Linked DNA regions of Homo sapiens: regions 2 and 3 are each linked to region 1. A link is a loop called in an ENCODE intact Hi-C map of the cell type or tissue named here. Cell type or tissue: PC-3. All regions are shown on one strand. Links, peaks and the distances in the headings refer to the core of each region. The heading gives the core; the rest is flanking DNA. Region 1 has its middle 13 kb from the start of LINC00644. Region 2 overlaps SYT16 (synaptotagmin 16). Region 3 overlaps SYT16 (synaptotagmin 16).

What was found. A loop is a pair of places that touch in the nucleus more often than their neighbours do. Peaks named below come from ENCODE experiments on the same cell type or tissue, not always from the same donor. Only the 100,000 strongest peaks of a DNase experiment are listed, where the experiment ranks them.
Region 2: it touches region 1 in a loop (4-fold over the local background); 1 of 110 quality-filtered maps calls a loop at or near these places.
Region 3: a loop joins it to region 1, with 4 times the contacts of the local background. A loop is called at or near these places in 1 of 110 quality-filtered maps.

What each region holds. Positions count from the first base shown.
Region 1 is chr14:62,125,044-62,129,825 of GRCh38, reverse strand. It overlaps the pseudogene SERTAD4BP. Among named protein-coding and RNA genes, the nearest start is that of LINC00644, 13 kb to the left of the region's middle. In PC-3, for the core only: a CTCF peak has its summit at 2,760 (motif pointing right); a DNase peak (open chromatin) is centred at 2,775; H3K27ac peaks cover 708 bases.
Region 2 is chr14:61,989,975-61,994,756 of GRCh38, reverse strand. The region is part of intron 2 of SYT16 (synaptotagmin 16); the gene reads right to left. Among named protein-coding and RNA genes, the nearest start is that of LINC00644, 150 kb to the left of the region's middle. In PC-3, for the core only: no CTCF peak of the experiment used is centred there; a DNase peak (open chromatin) is centred at 2,486; H3K4me3 peaks cover 1,599 bases; H3K27ac peaks cover 3,527 bases.
Region 3 is chr14:62,022,442-62,027,223 of GRCh38, reverse strand. The region is part of intron 3 of SYT16 (synaptotagmin 16); the gene reads right to left. Among named protein-coding and RNA genes, the nearest start is that of LINC00644, 120 kb to the left of the region's middle. In PC-3, for the core only: no CTCF peak of the experiment used is centred there; no DNase peak of the experiment used is centred there; H3K4me3 peaks cover 1,186 bases; H3K27ac peaks cover 2,755 bases.

The DNA.
Region 1 (4,782 bases), core at 365-4,364:
TAGATTGTTTTCCAAGGCATATGATTCCTAAAGGTCTGTAGTATCTTCATTTAAAGCAGTGCCCTTGATTACCATTATTATGTATAAAGTGTTCTGAAAGTACATTAGTAAGCAAATCATTCCAAACCCCTTTAACAATGTTCTTCTATGTCCTATGCAATCCTTACTTTAGATTCTTATCTTCATTATCATAGTCTTCCTAACACTCATCTTTGAGTCTTTGGTATTTTCTTAAATACACCTTTGGCACCTAGTTTTTCCAATCTGTTTTATCAGTTAATGACAATTCTTTAAATGATATGCTCCATAGGACAAAACTTCAGACACTGAAATCTGACATCTCACTCAAACCTGAAAGAACAGTATGAACCACTTCAAACAATTTCATGAATCTATCCAACTTGTTAAATAATTATCTGTAAAATTGCAAAACATAGGGACTTATCTAAACTTCACCACCAAAGGCATTCTGAAACAATTTGTCAAATAGTGAATGATCAACTATTATACAAAAATCAGTGCAAAGTTTCATCCAGGCAGCCTTAAATGTACTCTTAGCTAGATGAAGAAATAACATCATGTGGAATTTGTTGTTCTCATTAATTTTTGCAGATAAGGTTTCTAAAAAGTATCAACTCATTAAAAACAAATTTTACCTGCCTACCCTTTTCCTGAGCTTCACAGCCTATAAAAAAAAACAAATAAAATGTAAACGGCTAACTAAAGGCCCACCACAAATTTTAACCAACCTGTAGAACTTATAGATAAGCCCATCTGCAAGGCTATTTCGTTAAAATTCACTTTTAAAGAGAAAAGTCTAAGCCCTCCCCGCAAAATAGTACAATGGATCAGTTTGGAGTAATCTGGTTGTTACATTCAGCAGTTTAGTTGCAGTGTCTTTGCCCCATCTCGAATTGCTACTAATGGTAAAAGGAGAATGGTGTCAATTATTTGGCACAATGCTTGACAAGTCAAAGCACTTCAGAAAGAACCAGCCCTTCCTCATATCATTTACAGAAAATTAAATGTGTTCCACCCTTCATCCTCAGGGACATGGCATTATCAATTTAATCTGTTACTTTCATTACTTTCCAGTAAGAGTGGCAGAATTTGGAAATCAAGGCATAAAAGAAAATTTTTCATCTGTGTAATTGTTTAACGTAGGCCCCTTCCTACACATCTTATGTTTAAAAAAAATCTTTGCTTCTAAAGCACTAATTGACCGCTTTATCATATGTGAACATATTTTCTATTCAATTTGATGATTCTAAGGACTGCTGAGTAATAACCATTGCTCTCTCCAATCAGTTCAGCATGCATCTCATCTTTGATATCAAGTGCACTGGTAATGAGTGCCTTATATTAACATCTTCACTATAAACAGTTCAAGCATTTAGAAACAAAGTATCAATGGACTTAACAGTTACTTTAATTCATTTTATAAATAAGCAACTGAGAATTTTGCTCCAAGTGGCTGCTAGTGTAGCCCATTTCATAAATGGCATTCTCCGAAGCATAAGGCACAATATGATACGAATGCAGCTCTTCATAATAGAGAGACTGAGAACAGCATTCCTGTACCATAAACTTCAGCCGTTTTCTTGTATCAGAATATGCAGTCTTATAACAGGGAGCTTCTTTAAAGTATTCATAGCTCTCTTTCTCCGTCTCTAGATGTATCTTCCTCAGCAAATTGTTAATTAACACAGACCTTCTTAAGTAGGTTTCTGGGTCTTCAAGAAACCTGAGCTTCTCCAGAGAAAGTTTGAGAATGCAAGTTCTGTCCTCAGGTAATATCAGGTGCTGGAAAGCAAACATGATCATTAAATCTATATTTAGAAAAACAAAAACTACAGCTTTTTATGTTGACAACATTCATGAAAATGAACAAATAATAATAAGTAAACCCTTACTTTTGGAAAATACCCATGGTAATCTTGATGTAAATCTTCTTCTTCTGCATATTTTCTCTTAAAGTAGGCTACTTTCGACGTTGTTAATGTATATGTTAATACTTTTGTTGGATAAGCTAAACAAATAAAATAATTGGGGAAAGGTTAGATTTTATTGTGGCAAATAGTATCTTATAATATAACTTTTATCTATAAAAATAAACTGGTGATCCTGGAAATTGGTATTCTCCCTTCAACGTGGTGAAGCAGTGACAACTGCCCTGGATTGAAAAGCCTGCAGGCAGGAAAATACCACCATTCAGACCCAAAACAGATGTTCTAGATAGGATACTCATGTTTATTTCCTTATGCAGCCCCTCAGAAGTCAAATACCAATATACTATTTTATTTCATGCCATTTAATGTCAAAACACACCCAAATTTGAAATGGAATGTAATGGGAGGAGAAAAGAAATTTTTCATCATTCTTTTAGTTAAACTGCCTAATACAGAGAGATCATTTAGTGTCACTAGGTTAATCAAACTGGCATAAAATAGTTGGCAGCCCAATTACACTTTAAAGAAATAATGGTGTATCTGTAGACAAAACACTCTATGATATGATTATGGTGTAGCCATCGTCCTAACACATGGTTTAATGGTGTTCTAAGTAAATGAAAGATTTAGGTAACGTTCTGACTTGCAAACTTGACCTTGTCATAATACTGAAAGTGAAGACCTTTGTTTTCTCCTTTAAAATACGATTGCTACTGAGGTTCTTACTTGCTTAAGGAAGGACGGAGTTCCAAAAGCCAATTTTCAGTTATCGTTTAGTTTAACGATAGTGCTTAAGGGAGTTCTCAGAGTGTACTCTAGGTGGCACTCATATCACAAAAAGGAGGCAAGATCTACTTTGAAAGCTAAAGACAAGCAGCTTCTAGAGAAAGCACTGAATGAATTTAGAAAACAAATTGAGTCCAGTTCAATTCTCATTCAACCTCGGGGGACCAGGCCAGAAAGAAACTTCATATTTAAACATAATTTATTTTACCCTTAATACACATCCTCAAATATTTCTATGTGTTGAAACCATTTAGTTCACAAAAGAATGAATAATGTATGTGTTAGTTAAATAAATCTACAGCAAGACATTTGATGGTTTTCCTCTAAAATCTTAAATTTTTCTAAGCTTAAATATTTTAAATGTGTTCAAGAATTTGCTTTTTCTAGTTTGTCCTCCAACTCAGTGCATCTAAGCTACAAAAGCTTCCCGCAACTTTTTGTAGCTAAATGATTTTCCTCAGTCAGTAAGAAAAGCTACAAAATCATTCCCAAGCATTCCAGTTTTCCACTGACATCACTGTGGATTATTAACCCAAGAAAGCCTTAAGTTATAGTTGTTATGTTTTGTTAAGGGAATGAAGAATTTTAAAACAGTGGTGTATCTGATCTTAAAAGAAATGAATATGTCATGATAATTCACAAGTGAACTGAAGCAAAGACAATAGTTGCTACTACTATACCTACACAGTCCCTGAATTCAGTAAGCAAACTCAGCTTATATAGAGTTTTCAATGATTTCAAAAGTTTAGGAAAGAAGAACAAAGCTGATTGTAGAGAGAACAAAGAAAGCATCACTGAAACCAGGTTTCTCAGGGGCTGTTTTTTAGTAAACTGCATTTTCTTTGGTATATTTTTTAAGGATTTAATCAAATAATTAGGTGAAGCTTTGGGTTATCCCGTGTGACAATTACTTGTACTTTTTTTTTAAACTGTTTCACTAATTGATGTAATGGTAGTTTTCAAATGTTAGTGAGCATCAGAATTATCTGGAGGGTATGTTAAATCAAATTGCTGGGTCCCACCCCCAGAGTTTCTAATCCAGTAGATCTGGGCTAGCAGCAGTGAATTTGCATTTCTAACAAATTTCCAGGTGATGCTGATGCTGCCAGTCTGGGGATTGCATTTTGAGAGCCTCTAGGTTGCAGCATTCAGCAGGTGTAGTAGTAGCACTATGGCAACAAGTTAAGAGCAGAACATTCAGTCAATCAGCTGATTGCCATATCAATAGAATGCCAGGCAATTGGTTTGATTGATTGTTGTTGTTGTTGCTATTGCTTCCCTACACTGGCTTAGATGCTTTAGCCTCATGAACAAAGCCAGACTGCATTTTAACTAAATAGTGAAGAATGAAGTCACTTTTCCTGGGTTCACATTGAGAAGCATCAATGGCTATTATTAGCATGATAGCTGGGCAGGTCTCTAATTTTTTTAACAAGCTCTAATGAATTACTATAGTGTAGGTGACAGTGAGAAAAGGCTAGAAAATGAGATGAGTAACTTCATCATGAGCAAACATGACTTTCTTATATGTATCTTTTTAAAATGTCTGCTCATTTTATCTTCCAATGTAATGCAATATCTACAGCATTTATGACCAATTAAGAATCTTTTAATGAGTAATACAAGGGAAGGCAGGTGGCAGATTAGAGAACCAAATGACAAATAAACTTATAGTTCTGGATCCCAAGTGTACCTCCAGGAAAGATATTTTTATTTGACAGATCAAGACCAAAAAAATCATATCAAATGATTCCAAGGTTCATAAAGACTGTCTGGCTATCATCAACCAATTAGCCTAATATACTGAATGTATCAGATCCTGAAAATACAGAGAAAATTCCCAGGAGTTCTAGATTTGAGTCTCAGCTCCTCCGTGGGCAACACACTTAGCCATTTAGTTTATTGCTCTTAAAAAATACCCACATGGGTTGTTAAAATGCTGAAAAGCCTTCACAGCTGGTATCAGTTTGACAATTATCTCCCTGAAAGCTGTTTAGCTATTTAAAATGTTTTCAGTATCAATTTTGGAGGATGGTTCTAGCCACTT
Region 2 (4,782 bases), core at 557-4,556, 140 kb after region 1:
CTGAGGGCTTTGCCTCCATACAGCCCACATTTCAGTTACAGGGGAACTGAGTTCTCCACATTTCCCCCCTATGCTGAATAATTCATGTGTCGCTCTTTCAGGCTCCTCCTTGTCTTCCCACCACCTACATGTATACAACCAAAACTTGTCCTATGGCTTCCCTTCCCTGTTATATTCACCAGCTGCAAGAGTAGGCCCATCCCTACATTTCAATTAACACCTTTTTGAAACTCCAAAATATACATCTCCAGCCTTTGCTCAATTTTTCTTTCCAGGCTTGTATCTGTGGCTGTCAAAGCCAATGATTCTCAAACTCTGGTGTGTCAGAAACACCTAGTGAGCTAATAAAGAACACAAAGGCCCAGGCTGGTTGAAGGAAAAGGGCCTAGTCTGAACCTTGGGATTTTTGGCAAGTACTCCAGGTGAGTCTGACACCCACGGAAGTTTGAGAAATACTGATAGACTTGGATGTCTCACTAAAATCTCAAATTCAGCTCATCCAAACCTAGTGTATCACTTTGCTACAAGCGTTCATCACTCTAGACTCACAACATGGGGGATTGTGAATTTCTCTCTTCAACACTACCTTCTTCCATTCCAAACTCCGTTAGCTTTTGGTCTCCAAAGATTCTCTTTCATCATATTTTGTACAGTTATCTCATTCCCCACACCCTAGTTCCCTCACATACTACATACCTAGTTCGCTTCATATGCTCTTCTTACCCAGACTCAATTCATTCTGTTTGCTCACCATAACCTGATTTTATATGAGGTTTACACCTGTCTCCTGCTCTAGAATGGAGGCTCCCTGGATGGCAGGGATTGTCTGTTTAGTTCTCTATTTTATCCCCATTGCCTAGAAGTGTGCTGAGCACATAGTGAATTCTCAATAACAAATCCTATTAAAAATCATGCAAAAAACAACACCTAGCATATATTATGTACTCAGTAAATTGGTTAAGTTGATGGATAAATTCTATCCAGAACTGTTAAAAAGATGTTAAACAATGTTATCACATAAGTTCCCTGCATAGTAACAACAGTAAAGATCCTTTTGCCATTTGTTACATCCCATTTCGCCACTCAAAGTTTTTCGGGTTTTTTTTTTCTCTGCAAATATTTTGTGTAAGTTACTAAGCTTCAGTGCGTCACAGATTTACAAGGTTCTCTCTGAGATTCCAGTGGCTTTAGCTCCCACGGCCATCTTTTTGGTACCTTAAACTTTTTAAGCCAGAAATGACATGTTTTCCTTAATAATTCTTCCATCATTCTATTACACACAAAAAAACTTTGAGTTTTTTGTTGTTGTTGTTCTGAATTTTTTAATTTTTTTTATTTCAGTTCTGGGATACATGTGCAGACGTGCAGGTTTGTTACATAGGTATACATGTGCCATGGTGATTTGCTGCACCCATCAATCTGGATCTAGGTTTTAAGCCCCACATGCATTAGGTATTTGTCCTAATGCTCTCCCTCCCCTTGCCCCCCACACCCCCACAGGCCCCGGTGTGTGATGTTCCCCTTCCTGTGTCCATGTGTTCTCACTGTTCAACTCCCACTTTTGAGTGAGCATATGTGATGTTTGGTAGAAAACTTTGTTTTCATATGCAACCCAAAATCTCTGAATTTGAGCCAGCATCTTCTTGTCCAAATCTTCAAATTAGTACAGCTCATATTCTTGGCCTCATATCCCCTTGGTTTCTATAATCTCTGTTCATCAAAACGAAAATGAAAAAATTCATTTTTTACAAAAATTGACAGTTCATCAAAATGGCAAATTTTGTAAAAAATGAATTTTGATCATTCTCCTAGTTTTAAAGAAAAAAAGCCATTATGATTCCCTGTTACTTAAACTGCAAAGTTTGAGCACTGGTGCTGTCAAAATCACTACTCATTTATGTTTGTTGATATAGCGTTTTTTAAAAATTAATTTGAATGTTTCCAACTCTATATAATCTTCACCTCTCCCTGTTGTTTACAATCCACTCGCTTCACTCATTTCTATGTAGCCTGCCCGACCCCTGGATGCATTTGAATTTCCAAGCCCCACCCTATAGGATAAAGTTCAAATTCTGTACTGTGGCATACAAGAGGAGAAGTGCTCAAAAAAACAATAATAATAATTATCAGCACCATCCAACTGGGCTTAGTGCTGGGGGGATCCTAAAGGCTTCCTGCAAAGTGTAAACACTTTAATTGCTGTATCACTGGGTCTGAGGAGGTCTAGAGGTACAAAAGGACACTGGAAGGGGCTTCAGATCGGTGGCTATTTATCAACCAGCTTGGAACTAATTTCAGGACAACAGCAACTCACGGAGCTCCCGCCTTTTGTCCTCACTGAATACCTAGCTGTCTGAGCTGTCCGCAATAATGCTGCCGCGCCATGAGAACTCAGCCTTTCCTTACCACTCCTCGCTGTAAAGTCCTATGTGCCAGTCTCACTGACACACTAAGCATTTTCCAAAGTGACTGTGCTCTTTCCTGACTTCTGTTTGTTTTGCCCAGGATGACTTCTCTCCCTAAACTGCCCGATACTCATTTTTTATGAGGAAATGTTTATTGCTTCCTCTGTCAACTCTTCATCTACAATCAAAGGTGTGGCCTCAGAGTGTTTTGAATGTGCCTTTATGATATAACGTTTCCCTCGGTATAATGGATATTTGTCAGTCTTCCTCTTCCAATGGACTGGGAGTCCACAAGTGCTAGGGCTGTGCTTATACTTTGTAGCTCCAGAATCCACACAGGGCAGGGGCTCTCCATGTTCCATGAATGAATGAATGAATGAATGAATGAATGAATGAATGAACGAACAAAGTTATTAGTGAAAACATTTAAAGCTAAGTAAACCTGATTCCTTTCTATTTATTCATCTCTAAAGTGGCATTAACGCACTAGATGACTTTTAACACCCTTTCTGCTCTTAAATCCAAGAATTTGCCATTGTGTGCCACAGAACATTGTAATATTGAGGACGGATACAACCAGAAGCAAGATGCCTTTTCATGGAATAGTTCTGTACTTTTTTGTCAATAACCATTGTGAGATGATCCCAGAATAATTGGAAAGAAGCCAAATCTCAGTCTTTATATAAAAGAGTGTCCAGTTGCTATATTCTAAAATACTCAAAAAGAAATGAAACCTACAGCTAGAATCTGAAAAACTACCTAGTTAGCAACGCCAGAGATCTTTCATTTTATGCTAAATCAGCCTAAAGCCAAAGAGGCCCAGCACTGGCAGGGTAACCATGGAGATATCTTTGGGGCTTAGGTAAATTTCAACTTGATTGGTAGAGCACACCAAGGATAATAATGCCAGATATATACTGTATCCTACTTCTTTGGTGGCTTTCTTACAGCTAACAAGAAGACAAAGTAGCTTCTGGTGTTTTAGAAAACACACACACACACACACACACACACACACACAAATGAAAAACAGAAAAAAAGTCCAGTTCCCTGGATTAGAAGGAAAAATACATTTAAGGTCTTGTCATATCTGAGAAGGCCCATTATTACAATTGAAATGGTTCATGATATCTCATCACTATGGAAGTATAAAATGAGACAACAAAAAAAGATGGTGTGTGTGTATGTGTGTGTGTGTGTTTACCATACAAGCTTCTATCACAAACATGACCTGGGAAGATTTACAAAGTATTGAAGTACTCAGAATAAACTGACAATCTAAGAAAGAATTAGTAGCAATTGATAAAGATTTTAAAAAGCCATAAATAAATATATTCTTAAAGGCTACTTTTTTAAAATCTTGGTTTAATTGGAATTCTATTTTAATTAAGATCATTTTGTACATAGGAAATGACTAAGCAGTAAATATTAAAGAGTTGTGTTTCTGTAGAAAGAAAAACTGTCAAATTCCTGAGCCATATGTTTTATCAAATATTTTGATTGTTCTCACCAAAGCTAACTGTGAACAGAGAAGAGGTATTCCATCCCAGAATAACAATGCTCATAGTCCTTTAAGGGTTGTTAGTTAAATCTTTCCAACCCCATTTTCTATCTGATGGGGTTGCTTGCAGGGTTGGGGGACAGTTACGACCTAAGAAGAAATACCAGATTCTAGAAGCTGTGCTTTAAAAATCTGTTATTTTGGTGAAAGCTAAAGCAGAAGCCTGTATGCCTGTGTGATTTTCAAAGGATTATCAACTAACTCCTGGAGAAAGTCAGACACATTCTGAAAGACAAGAACATGTTTCCAATAATATGGTCCCCAGGTAACCAAACATCAAATCAAAATTGTATACAAGTTCATCTACTAAAGTGTGCTGATGTTCATCATTTCTTGAAGGAGAAATCACTTGGAAAAATATACTCTTCTCATTCTTCACCAAGACTCATAGGTTAGTCACAAGCAAAAGTCAAGAACCATGGGTTTATTTCAAGTGTCTTCTCATAGCTTTCAGTTAACTTTCTTGTGTCACCTATAAAACGTTGGTTATTTCTTATTGACTTACTAGAGTAGTCATAAAGCTAATTATTTTTATGACAATTATCATGCCTTTTGGAGAAAGACATTTTGCATAGACCTGGTATAAATAAGAAAGCTTAGGAAGATGAATAATGCATGGAGTCAAAATAAGAACTATAAAATAGGCTGCAACTCATCTTTAACATGATTCAAAGGAGTCTACAGGTGTTTTCCGTTAAGAGCAAATTTCTTATGTGGGTTGGAATATGTGTCATTGAAATGAAATATCTTCTACAGCATTTGTCCAAAATGTGTTCTAAACGTTGGCATCTCAACAAATATAAAAAGGGACTACTC
Region 3 (4,782 bases), core at 481-4,480, 100 kb after region 1:
AGTCACAGATGCTAAGGGGAGGAAACAGGAAAAGTAAGAAGCTCTCAGGGAACTTTCTCTCATTTTCCCACCTATTTTTAATGAAATAAAGGCTAATTTCAGAAAAAGATAAATTTAAGGCAAAGAGCATTAAATGACAGAGAAGTTAGTTTTACAAAGGATAAAAGACAAAATTCGCAATGAAGACATCAGCATCATAAACAATTTTGCGGAGACACACAGCATTGAAATGTATAAAAAACATTTAAGACATGCATTAAAAAAACATTTTAAGTCTCTGAAAGATCAAGCAGGCAAAAAAGTAGTTGAAAATAAAAATATAACTAATAGCTTCAGGTACATAAAACTTCATCTCTTAAAAGCAAAAAGGACACCTAATTTTAAAGTGTCAAAGTACCTATACTTGGTCTTAAAGGAAAAGCCAATACATTACTAGAAGGAGAAGCTGTTATTCATTTATTCTCATATATTCTCTGAGTACCTTCTACATGCTATGCGGTATACTGGCTCTGATGTTACAGTAGTAACCAAGACAGACATGCTGCTGCCTCTACAAAGCTTAGAAACTAGCAAATGAAAGAGAAAAGAAAATGGGGGCTATGGTTTGACTGTGTCTCCTTCAAAATCCAGGTGTTGCCAAAGTGGTAGTATTAAGAGGTGGGGACTTTAAGAGGTGATTAGGCCATGAGGGCTCCTCCTTCCTGAATAGGACTAAGACACTTACAAAAGAGGCTTCACATAGTGAGCTCACTCAGTGAATTTGCTCTCTTGCCCTTCCACCTTCTGCCATGTGAGGATGCAGCAAGAAGGCCTTCACCAGACACCAGACACCAGATACCAGTGCCTTGATCTTGGATATCCCAACCTCCAGAACTGTGAGAAATAAATGTCTTTTCTTTATAAATTACTCAGTCTCAAGTATTTAGTTATAGCAACATAAACAGATTAAGAAAATGGGTAATTGCAACAGTTTGAAATATACTTTGATATGACAATTGTATGGATCATGGGAGACATTCCCCCCACTCATTGTGATCCATGCTATACTTAAGGAAAAGGGCAGGTTGCTAAGCAAACAAAAAGACAGGGACAAAGAGCTACTCCAAACTTTGAGGGCTCAGATACTACATTACATGTAATAATTTACTATAAGGCATATAAAAGAAAAGCTACCTAATTTTTTAATGAAGACAGCAAAGTGTAGCAAACTTGGAGAATCACCACACATAACCAAATAAGGTTTACCTCAAGAATTCAAGAATAGTTTAATATTAGCAATTAATATGTATCATTTGATCCAATAGAAAAATGTAATTAGAGAAATATTTTATTGTTTTTTTTTTAACAATTTGCAAGTGACTATGGCAAGGGTGCAGAGTACAAGGTTAGTATTCAAAAGTCAACTGCCTTCCTATATACCAACAATAAAACTAAAATAGACCAGCAATAAATTTGAAATTTAAAATAGAATACCACTTACATTAGCACCCCCCAAAATGAAACACTTAGAAATATTTTTGACATTTTGGGGCTGGATAACATAAAAATATACAAAAAATTATGAAAAAAATAAACATTTCACCAAAGGCACAATCCATGAAATAAATAATAAATTGGACTGCATTAAATTAAAAACATCTGCTCTGCAAAACACACTGTCAAGAGAACCATAAGACATGCCACAGACTGAGAGGAAATATCTGTGAAAGATATATCTGATAAACGATTGTTTTCTAAAGTATACAGACAACTCTTAAAACTCAACAGTAAGGAAATGAAAAACCCAATTAAAAATGGGCAGAATGTTTGAATAGATAACCCACCAGAAAATATATACCAATGGCAAATAAGCATAGGAAAATACACTCACCCTCATACATCATTCAGGGGCTACAAATTAAAACACCAATAAGACACTACTACATACTTATTAGAAATGGTAAATGCTGGCAAGGATGTGAAGCAACAGGAACTTTCATTCATTGTTGGAGGGAATGCAAAATGGTATAACCACTTTGGAAGACAGTGTGGCAGCCTCTTACAAAACTAAGATTTCACTATATGATACAACAATTGTGTATTTGTCCAAAAGAATTGAAAACACGTCTACACAAAAACCTGTACACGGATATTTATAGCAGCTTTATTTATAATTGCCAAAATTTAGAAGCAACCAAGATGTCCTTCAGTAGGTGAATGGATACATAAACTGTTACATCTAGATAATGGAATATTATACAGCCCTGAAAAGAAATTAGCTATCAAGCCATGAAAAGATATGGAGAAATCTTAAATGTATACTATAGGTGAAAAAAGCCCACGTGAAACACCTATATACTATATAAGTCCAACTATATAACATTCTGGTAAAGACAAAATTATAGAAACAGTAAAAAGATCAGTGGTTGTCAGGGGTTAGTGAGGAGGGAGTTATGAATAAGCAGAGCACAGAAGATTTTTTAAAGCAGTGAAAATATTATGTATGATGCTATAAATGGTAGATGCATATTATTATATACTTGTCAAAAATCATAGAACATACAACACCAAGAGTGCAGGCTAATATAAACTCTAGACTTTGGGTGATAATGATGTTTCATTGCAGGTTTACTGATTGTAATAAATCTACCACTCTGGTGGAGAAGAATGATAGTGGGGGGAAAATGGAGAACACAGGGTGTATGGGAACTATGCACTTTCCGATCAATTTTATTGGGAACTTAAAACTGCTCTAGAAAGTCTATTAACTAAAAAGCTATCTGTTTTCCATAATTTTTATTTTAAGGATAATACACATACATCACTTTTCTTAAATAAAAGAGTAGTAATCAGTAATAAAAATAGCAATCCTTTGTCCCACCTCGCAATTTTGCTCCTCTGCAGCCAATATTTTAAACTCTTAGAGCTGATTCTTCTGGTATTTACCTTCATTTTTCTAAGTATATTTACACTACTACTTTTCACTTATCAAGTTTGAATATTATAGAATTCCTGCGGTAGATGAAACTCTAGCTATTTTGCACGACTTCCATTCTCTTCCACCTTTGTCCAAATATTATATACAAAATTTTTCATTAAGTCAACAGTTGCTATTTATATTATTATGACCATAAAGATATTGTTCATATCTGAGCTGTTTTACTAATATTTGTAAAAGGGTAACAGGAAAAAATTCAGAAAATATTCCACATTCCTAAGTGGAAAGGCATATTTTAAAGACACCATTTCTTCCTCTACTTTTTATATTAGATAAACACAATAAGGTTTTTATGGGAAATTGATAAAACATTTTCCCATATAAACTTTAGAATCAAACAGCCAAGACTAGCACATGTTTGAAAAAGAATACACTACCAATGTTTGGTTAAAGATAAGATAAACAGGACATGTTTGCAAGGTAGCAAGACTACACGATTAAAAAACTAAGGATGGAGTACCTTTTATCAGAATAACCATCCCACAAAAGCCACCTCTAAAAGCTGAATGAAAAAATATACACAATTGTTTGAACAAAATTTTGAAGCTATTCAAGAACAACTGGCACAGGTAGGACTTAAGAATCTATGATCCTTGAGAGAAGAAAAGCACTGAAGGTAATCTACACATTCACTTCAACTATTTCCTTGGGAGCACTGTTCAAAATTCCACCATGGGGAACTAGAGATGAAGAGAAAATGGTAAAATCAGCCAAAGCAGCTGGGACAAAATTCCTGGGAGTAGGTAAGCACAGAAGAGTGAACCCAAAAATATGAGTAAAAATTTCCCCCAAGTTGTTGGCCAATTCCTAAGCTGGCAGCTGGGAAACTAAAAAGCTAAGCAGAGATTTTATCACCTGTATGTTTGGGGGAAGTCAGAGTTTGGTGGTCAAATTCTACTAAGGTAAAGTACACTTGATAAATACTTGGACTTTCATTGAGATGTGAGGCACTGCAGGTTAGCAATAAGAGCCATCTCTAAGAACAAAGGTAAGACTGCAATAAACCTACCCAAACAAAGCCTAAAATAAGCCCTTGAAAGTGTCAAGGTAATCCACTGGTATTCCAGCTCCCAGCCAGCAGGGAAAAAGAAGAAAAAATCATGGACAGCCTCAACAATTTTTGATGCACAATGTTTGGCAGTAAGTCACAAATTACTGGGCTTACTGAAAAAACAGTACCAAATGACATAAAACCGAAGAGAAAATCAGTCAACAGAAATAGAACCACAAGCAATTCTAACAATGAAGTTATCAGACAAGGACTTTAAAATTATTAAGATTAATATGTTTTTAAAATTTTTTAAGCATGAATATTTAAATAGAGATGTAGAATCTGTTTATAAGGGGACTCAAATGGAAAATCTAGAACTTAAAAGTATTCTATAACTAAAATTAAGAATCCAATTGATAGCTTTGCACAGTGGCAGTATCATAGCCAATGAGTACACAATTATTGCTAAGTGAAATAATCCAATTGATGAACCCAATGGCAGATTAGACAAAGCAAAGCAGAAAATAAGCAAACTGAAAATGCCTACACTGAAGTACATTTTTTAAAACCGGATAGTAAAAAAAGCACAAATAGTGTATGACATATATACATATGTCTGTGTGTGTGTGTGTGTGTGTAATACAAATTATAGAAGGAGAAAAGGAAATGTGGCAGAAGCAATATCTGAAGAAATAGGGGCCAAAAATTCTCCAAAATGAATGAAACATCAAACACGAAATCAAGATAAATAAAAAGCAGATCACACCTAAATACATCATGGTAAAACTGCTTAAGAAAACAAAGAGAACTCGCA